Linked DNA regions of Homo sapiens: region 1 is linked to region 2. The links are chromatin contacts, found by Hi-C in ENCODE. All regions are on one chromosome and are shown on one strand. The core of a region is the stretch at or near the end of the contact, and the rest is flanking DNA. Distances in the headings are between cores, read along the strand shown. Region 1 holds the start of PPP2R2B (protein phosphatase 2 regulatory subunit Bbeta). Region 2 holds the start of PPP2R2B-AS2 (PPP2R2B antisense RNA 2).

What was found. A loop is a pair of places that touch in the nucleus more often than their neighbours do. Pooled maps may share reads with other maps.
Region 1: a pooled map shows a loop between it and region 2 (2.3-fold over the local background). The contact joins the promoter of PPP2R2B here to the promoter of PPP2R2B-AS2 in region 2. A Hi-C loop is called at or near these places in 5 of 50 pooled maps.

What each region holds. Positions count from the first base shown.
Region 1 is chr5:146,876,945-146,880,496 of GRCh38, reverse strand. It overlaps PPP2R2B (protein phosphatase 2 regulatory subunit Bbeta), which reads left to right and starts at 1,740. Exons shown (of 10, transcript NM_181675.4): 1 at 1,740-1,906; 2 at 2,302-2,495. The coding sequence starts at 2,426.
Region 2 is chr5:146,561,568-146,565,231 of GRCh38, reverse strand. It overlaps PPP2R2B-AS2 (PPP2R2B antisense RNA 2), which reads right to left and starts at 2,006. Exons shown (of 6, transcript NR_188288.1): 1 at 1,761-2,006.

The DNA of each region.
Region 1 (3,552 bases), core at 491-2,990, 320 kb before region 2:
CTCCTACTCCAAATTGTGCCAATATCCAAGAGAAGCTGCAATGTGTAACTACAAAAGGACTGAATGTTGGAACCTCGGTGATAGATACAGCTCATCCCATGGAAGAACCAGCCACGACAACTTGTACTGAAGTGGATTAAATCAACTTGTACCCGTCTTCACCTGTTACTAAAATTTTAAATGTGGATTTTGAACAAACAAGTGTATAAGTCTTAAGCACTAGATGAAAATAAAATAGAATCTATTGAAAGTTGAACTGAACTCCCCCCACCACACACACACACACACACACACACACACACACACACACACACACAAAATAACTATGTCAAGGAACATTTCTGCTCTTTTCTCCCAGGGATATGCAGTCAATTTCTGGAGATGAGGAAGATGTCATTTTCTATCTACCAGAAGTATCCATACTGCATGGAAATCTAATGACAATTCCCAACCTCAGTTAAGGACTTGTTTTTCCATTTTTCTGAACTTCAAATACTTTCTAAATTGTGTTAGCCGAAGCATTGTATGTATATAATTAACTCATAGGTCCCTCTGGGCCCATCTAGCTAAACTTGTGGAGCTTAACTGAGCAAAACATTTGCTGATGTCTCTCCCTACAGTGGTACCCATTGAAATGAATACCTTCTACAAGATGAAACCTAGGAAATGTCGTTTCCAATTGGCTTTCTACTGATTGGGGTTGATGTCTTTTCCAAATTGGCTTTCTAGTGATTTGGGTTGCTTCATTAAATGTTTTTGGTTGTTTCATAACAATAGTAATCTCATTTTCTTTCAAAAGTAGAGTTTGAAATTTGGGAAAACATGGGTGGGGAGGGAATTCTACATTTTCTTCCTAGTTGAAGTAGGAAGACAGGTCTCTTTTCTGTATTAATTGGACTCCTGAAATTCCCCCAGGGTAGCAGTGGCTCTCTGTGGGCACAGGGCTCTTATGCTTATGTTTCTGTGCTTCAATGTACCTTCCATGCTGACAGCAAATAGAAGGTGTTCCTGCACAAGCAAAACCTAACGGAGAGGCTGCAATAATTTGTCCAAAACGAAGTGCAAACTGCAAGGGAGAGTGGACTTTTTCAGACTGATCCTGTTTACTAGTCTGGTGCTTTCCTCCACCTGTGTAGACACAGATGCTTTATTGAACACCAGCCTCCTACAGTTAGAAGGTATTTTGACTCTTAGGAATGGGGGAACCAGTTGCAAAGTTCTGGCCCCTGATCCCCCTCCTATTCCTACTAGAGGGCTTAAGATAGGCTCTGAGCGGCACTTCCCACTTTCTCCTCTTTTTCTGAAGCTTCGAGCCCCAAACCTCGCCCTTTAAATTCACCAAGGGACCACATGCATCATATAAGGGTGAGGAAAAGGGACCTGGATGTAGACTTCCTGACTATCCAAAGGAACCTACTTCTCTTTGCTGTTCTCAAGTTCAGGCGTCCGGAGAAAGGCAGGGAGCTAGGGGCTCTGGGTGCTAGCGTAGACGTGGCCCTTAGCTGAGTGGCGCGAGAGGGGAGGAGGTTGGAAGAGCGCGTCTATGCGTTCCACCTGAACCTGCAAGCTAGTCGCTTGCTGCCCAGGTGCCGATTCGCGGCTGCATGCGCCCCACTGCAGCAAAGAGCAGCCGCAGCCTCTGCCTCGGCCACCACTGCTGCTGGGAAAGAGTCGTGGGGCTGCTGACGCGGTTGGGAGGAGCCTCGCCTTTAATGCACCAGCCGCCTCCAGCCTCCTGCAGCAGCAGCAGCAGCAGCAGCAGCAGCAGCTGCGAGTGCGCGCGTGTGGGTGTGAGGGTGAGTGCGCTGGCGCCGGCTGCAGCGCCCTGCCCAGCTCCCCGCCAGCTTCCCTACCCCCGCCTGCCGGAGCCGCCCTCCCGTGGGACCAGCACCCTCATTCCGGCCAGGCAAGCCTGAATCCTGTCCCTGCCATCTCGCCACTGCAGCTCGGGTCCAGAAAGGCACCATTTTGTCGCGGCTGCCCGCTCTCCCAGGGGGAGGAGGGATCTTTTTTGCATTTTGGAGCGGCTGCCAAGGAGGGGAACCTGTTGGGCATCTCCCCAGACCCGCTTGTGAGCGCCTCCGGGGCGGGCGGGCGGGACCAGACCCCTCGGGGCACGGCGTATCTTGGCACCCGGAGGCAGCGGAGGCAGGCGCAGCATCCTCGCTGGGAACTGGAGCTGGAGTGAGCGCACCGCGCGGGAGGAGCCGCCGCAGCCTCGCAGAACCCGAGTGGAGGAGGTGACAGCTCCATTGCCGGGTTTTTATTTTTTTTCTCTCCGCCTCCCCGTCTCCTCCTCAGGCTCGGACCATGGTGCAGTCCCACTGGCTCCCCTGCCCCCCTCTCCTGTGAGACTGGCTGCGGGGAGGGATCATGGATACTTGTCTGCCGGCTTCTGGTTCCCACGCAAGTAAGCCTGCTGTCAATGGAGGAGGACATTGATACCCGCAAAATCAACAACAGTTTCCTGCGCGACCACAGCTATGCGACCGAAGGTAACGCCAGCCCCGCCGCATTCCGCCGTTGGGGCCGGGCGCAAGTTGCGGATCACTGTGCTTCCTGGGCAGCTGGGCGCGTAGTGGCGGAGACTCCTCCGGGCCCTAGGGCTGGGGCGGGGGCTCGGCTGGCCCCGGCAGCCCCAGTGCACCTCGCATCCATCCGGGCTCCGCGAGGCGAGCTCGGCGTTCAGCAGCAGGTGGACCCGGCGCCCACGGGAGTTAAAATGGCCCTCAGGGATTAGGCTTTTTCAGGGTGGGGCTCTCGCCCAGAAAGATGACCCCAGGAAGGCAGATGACCCCTTCCCCGAGATGTTCGCAGGGGTCTTGGGGGGAGATAAGAAGGGAGGGGCCCAGTAGGACCTTGGTCCCCCCTCCCTGAGCGAAACGATGTTATGTCTCTCAGTGGCTGCAGGGAGGGCAAGGTTTCATTTCCTGCCCATTCATCTCCCCGGCCGGCCAGGTTACCTGCTTAGACAATCAAAACCCCAAAAAGCCCTTTGCAGACGGGCGAACCTCTTTCCTTTTGGAAGTGCATTAGCAAAAATAAAAAGGTGGCTGGGGAAATAGTGCTCTGGCGGGCAGCGAATGAGGCTGACACGTGGGGTGAGCAACGCGATCGGTGGGGCCTTTAAAAATCACCATTATGAATTCTGCAGCAGTAGTTTCTGCTGAATCAACAGCCAGCAGAAAGCAAAAGGGTTCAGCAAGCTGAGCTTTGCCAAGAGGTGAAATTGTCGTCTCTCCCTCTCTCCCAGCTTGTTCTGACATAAGCACTAGTGCTGTGCGGGCAGGAAGGGAAAGTCAGCAGGTGGAATCTCATTCTGCCTTTTGTGTGTGAATAGAGAGTAGAGGCATTTTTTTCCCCCAGTGCCAAAACTTTTGCATTTTTGCTTTCATTTTCTACCTGTAGGCCTTTTATCCTTAGCCACTCATACAAAGTGTTGCATTATCACATTGTAATATCCATGCGAGAAAATGTATGTGGAAATGCTTTAGGACAATGTTGCAAGGTGTATTAATTTAAAATTATTATTCTTGGATGCTAACATTTCTG
Region 2 (3,664 bases), core at 757-3,256:
TGATTACCTTTTCATTCTCATCCTTGTCTAGACCCTCAATTCTAAAATAAAAGGTTTTTTTAATATTGGAATCATGGAGAAGAAAGAAAAGTTACTGAAACAGATAAGGGAGTTAGTCAATAATTATGTATGGAGAGCATACTCAGTGCTCTCCCTGAGTGGGCAAGTATGAGCAGATGCACAAAGGCTTGCCATATGATGCTTGTATCATAGTGGGAGGGGAGAAACAACAAACATTTTAAATAAGATAGTTTCAGAGAGTGATACATGCAAGGAAGTAAATCATATATGACAAGGAAACACAGACCAGCCACTCAAAACTACTAGATAAGACAAGGAGAAAGGTGAGGCAGAGAAGACAGCCTCATACTTATAATCAATACCATTTATTAAGGGGTTAACTCTGTGCCAGGCACTGCTAAGTATTTTAAATACCCTCACAACAAACCTATGAGATGACGTTATCATCCCCATTTTTTAGATGGACAAATAAGTTCCAAGAGGTTTCTAACTTGCCCAAGATAAGAGCTGGGGAGACATGAAGGCAGAGCATGAATCCAAATGCATCTTACTACAAAGCTTATACCCTTAACCACCTATAAAGAATAACAAAACAATAAGGTGAGTCTTTCTTTTGGTCACCCAGAAGAGTCTGACTCAGACATTGTTGCTTCCTGGCACAAAGGACAATGAAATCCTTTCAAATACATGTGCTCTTCTGAAAATCAAATGCAAGGGCCTCCTGCTCAGTGAGGCCAGCCTGTATTTCTTAGTAGAAACAGAGTAGCCAACTGCTCAGGGCACATAAAAGCTATTTTAGGAGAAACCATCTCAGAATGGAAAAAGAAAGAAGGTTGAATCTTATGACATGATTTCCCCAAACACTGGTGGGGAATTGTTGTAAAATGTCTCATAAAATCCCATCATATGTACAAATGGCATGGACTTAAACAAGCTGAACAACGATTGAGTGAGTCATTGAACATTTGGGCTGGATTTCCAACAGCCAGGAGAGCCCCAGGCACAGTTCTTTGTTTACAGGTGCTAAACAATCCATCACAACCCCTCCTTTTAAGCTCTGTCCTCCCTCTCCCTAGGCCTACCTCTCTTGTCCTCCCTCTCATTCCCTTGATAGGTTAGTCTATGTGTTTTCTAATAACAGTTTCAGGTGACCGAAGTCATCTATCTTTCTGGACCTTATTTATAGGTAGGCAGATTCTAAATTTAGGCCTCTATAAGCAGCTCCAGGCAGACTGCTTGACATCCAAGCAATGAACAAAGATGAATGCAAGAGCACTGGGTGACTTAAGGTGTGCAGTAGATTTATGGAATGGTGGCTGTAGTCCAATTAAAAGAAATAAAACTTCCATTCTAATGCTACTACCCTAGAATTCACAAAATCTAAAATAACTGTTATTGACTTTACCTATACGTTGTCTATGAAATAAAAGTATCCTAGATCAATTAACATTTTCAAGTACTTTAGTAAAACTAACTCCCTGAAATTACATACATTCATCAAAGAGTTATATTTAGCCAGGTTTCACTAATAATAATATTAAGTGCCCAATAAACATCAGCATGTATCAGATCTCATCAGACTAAGTTTTACCACAAGCCTGTGGCATAGATACCATTATAACCACTTTAAAAAAAAAAAGGGAAGAAAACTGAGCCTTGGCGATTAAGTTTGCTGTCCAAGGGTACAAAAACCAGGCAGACACATGATTCAAATCTGAATTCAGAACCATCAAGCATACCTCAAAGACTGGAGCACCAGGCAAGGAAGCCGCAGAAGAAGTTGCTATGAAGGGGAGAGCATTCAATCAATGAGATGTCTTCAGAGTTCTCTTACATTAGATAAGGTCTCTATATTGGGTAGAACTCTACAAATGGTTTGATATTCTCTTAAATTCCCCCATACATACACACACTTCATTCAATATCCCCTAATGTCTAAGAATGTGGGCTTTAGAGTTGGATGGTCCCAGCTTCTGCCACTTTACAGGCTGTGTGGCCTTTAGCAAATTATTTAACCTCTCTAAGACTCATTGCCCTCATCATCTATCAAATGGCAATAACAATTGAACCTGACTCCTAGAATTGTTGTGAAGATTAAACGAAACAGTATACATAAAGAACTTAGAACATGGTAAGAATTCAATAAATCATAGTTATTCAAATGGCTGGCTTCTCTGATTCTTATCACCAGCTGAGTATGGCAAAATATCAGGACCTACTATGTAGTGTTTCATTTTGACAGGTGCAAGATTCCTTTATTCAAGTCAATAAAAACAACAGTAAGAGCAACAGCAGCAACACCAGCTAGTTTACTTTTTATTGAGCATATATCTGCCAGGTCCTGTAAGACATCTCTTAAAATCTTCCTAAGAAGTCTGTTTCCCATTTTACAAATATAGAAAGTTAGCCTGAAAGATGTTAAGCAGCTTGCACAGCTCATGCAACCAAAGAGGGCAGAATCAAGATCCTGAGCCTAGAGCTCCTAACCAGCATGCCTCACATAACCAGGATGCTACGCGTAACCAGCACACTACACGTAACCAGCATGCCACACATAACCAGCATGCTACACATAACCAGCATGCTACACGTAACCAGCATGCTACACATAACCAACATGTTATTCAATGAAACACTAGTCCCATGAGAGAATCTTCAGGGCAAAGGGGAAGGGGAAGCTCTGTGGTCATAGGAATAGGAGAATGCCCTTGCCAGGAGCATCACAATGGACACTAGCATAATAATGGCTCCAAGAAGTCTTTCCATATTCCCTATAGGGACTAGCACAGGTTTGAGCACTCAGTAGGCTACCAATAAAAAGCTCTAAATAATGCCATCCCTGCTCAAAAATATTCAGCCCACAAAACAGAGAACATAAGAAGAGAAAGCCCAGAGCATAGAAAAGATGAGAGGCTCATGGAGAGACATAGCTAATGAGAAAATCCTCAAGGCAGAAAAAGGCTGATATATTATGTGAGCCGAAATTGCCAAATTTTTCTAGATTTGAGGGTAGCCAAAACCTAAAACCCATAAAACACCTAGGAGCCATCCTCAGTTTCCCTCACTCCATTCTTGCCCACACTGAATCCATGGGCGGATTCTCTCTGTACACATAAGACCTGGCCACCAAATTCCAGAGCCTCCAGAAAAACTCGTGACCCCATCTATTTATTGCCATCATGCCACTGATAACTACACTGGTCCAAGCCACCGTCATCTCTCACCTTAACCACTGCAGAAGCCTCCAACTGCCCTTCCCGCTCCCATTCCTCCCCACAACTACAACCTAGTCCACACACAGCAACTAGAGTGACCTTCCCACCACCACCATAAACCAAAATATGTCAAGCATCCACATAAAATCCTCCAGCTGTACTTAGAATACAATCCAAATTTCTTATTATGAACTCTTAGCTCTGGACTGCACACTTCTCTAATCATCTCACACCACGCTTTCCTGCCACACTCTCTCCTTTCATGTTTGTTGAATGACCCGGTCTCTTTATCCTACCACGCTTGAACTCACAGCTCCCTTGCCTGGAACACTCTTTCCCCAGATCTTCACGTGACTGGCTCTTTCTTTACCTTCACTGTCATATCCTCGGAAGGGCCCTCCCTGACCACCCATCCTACCCATCTTCCA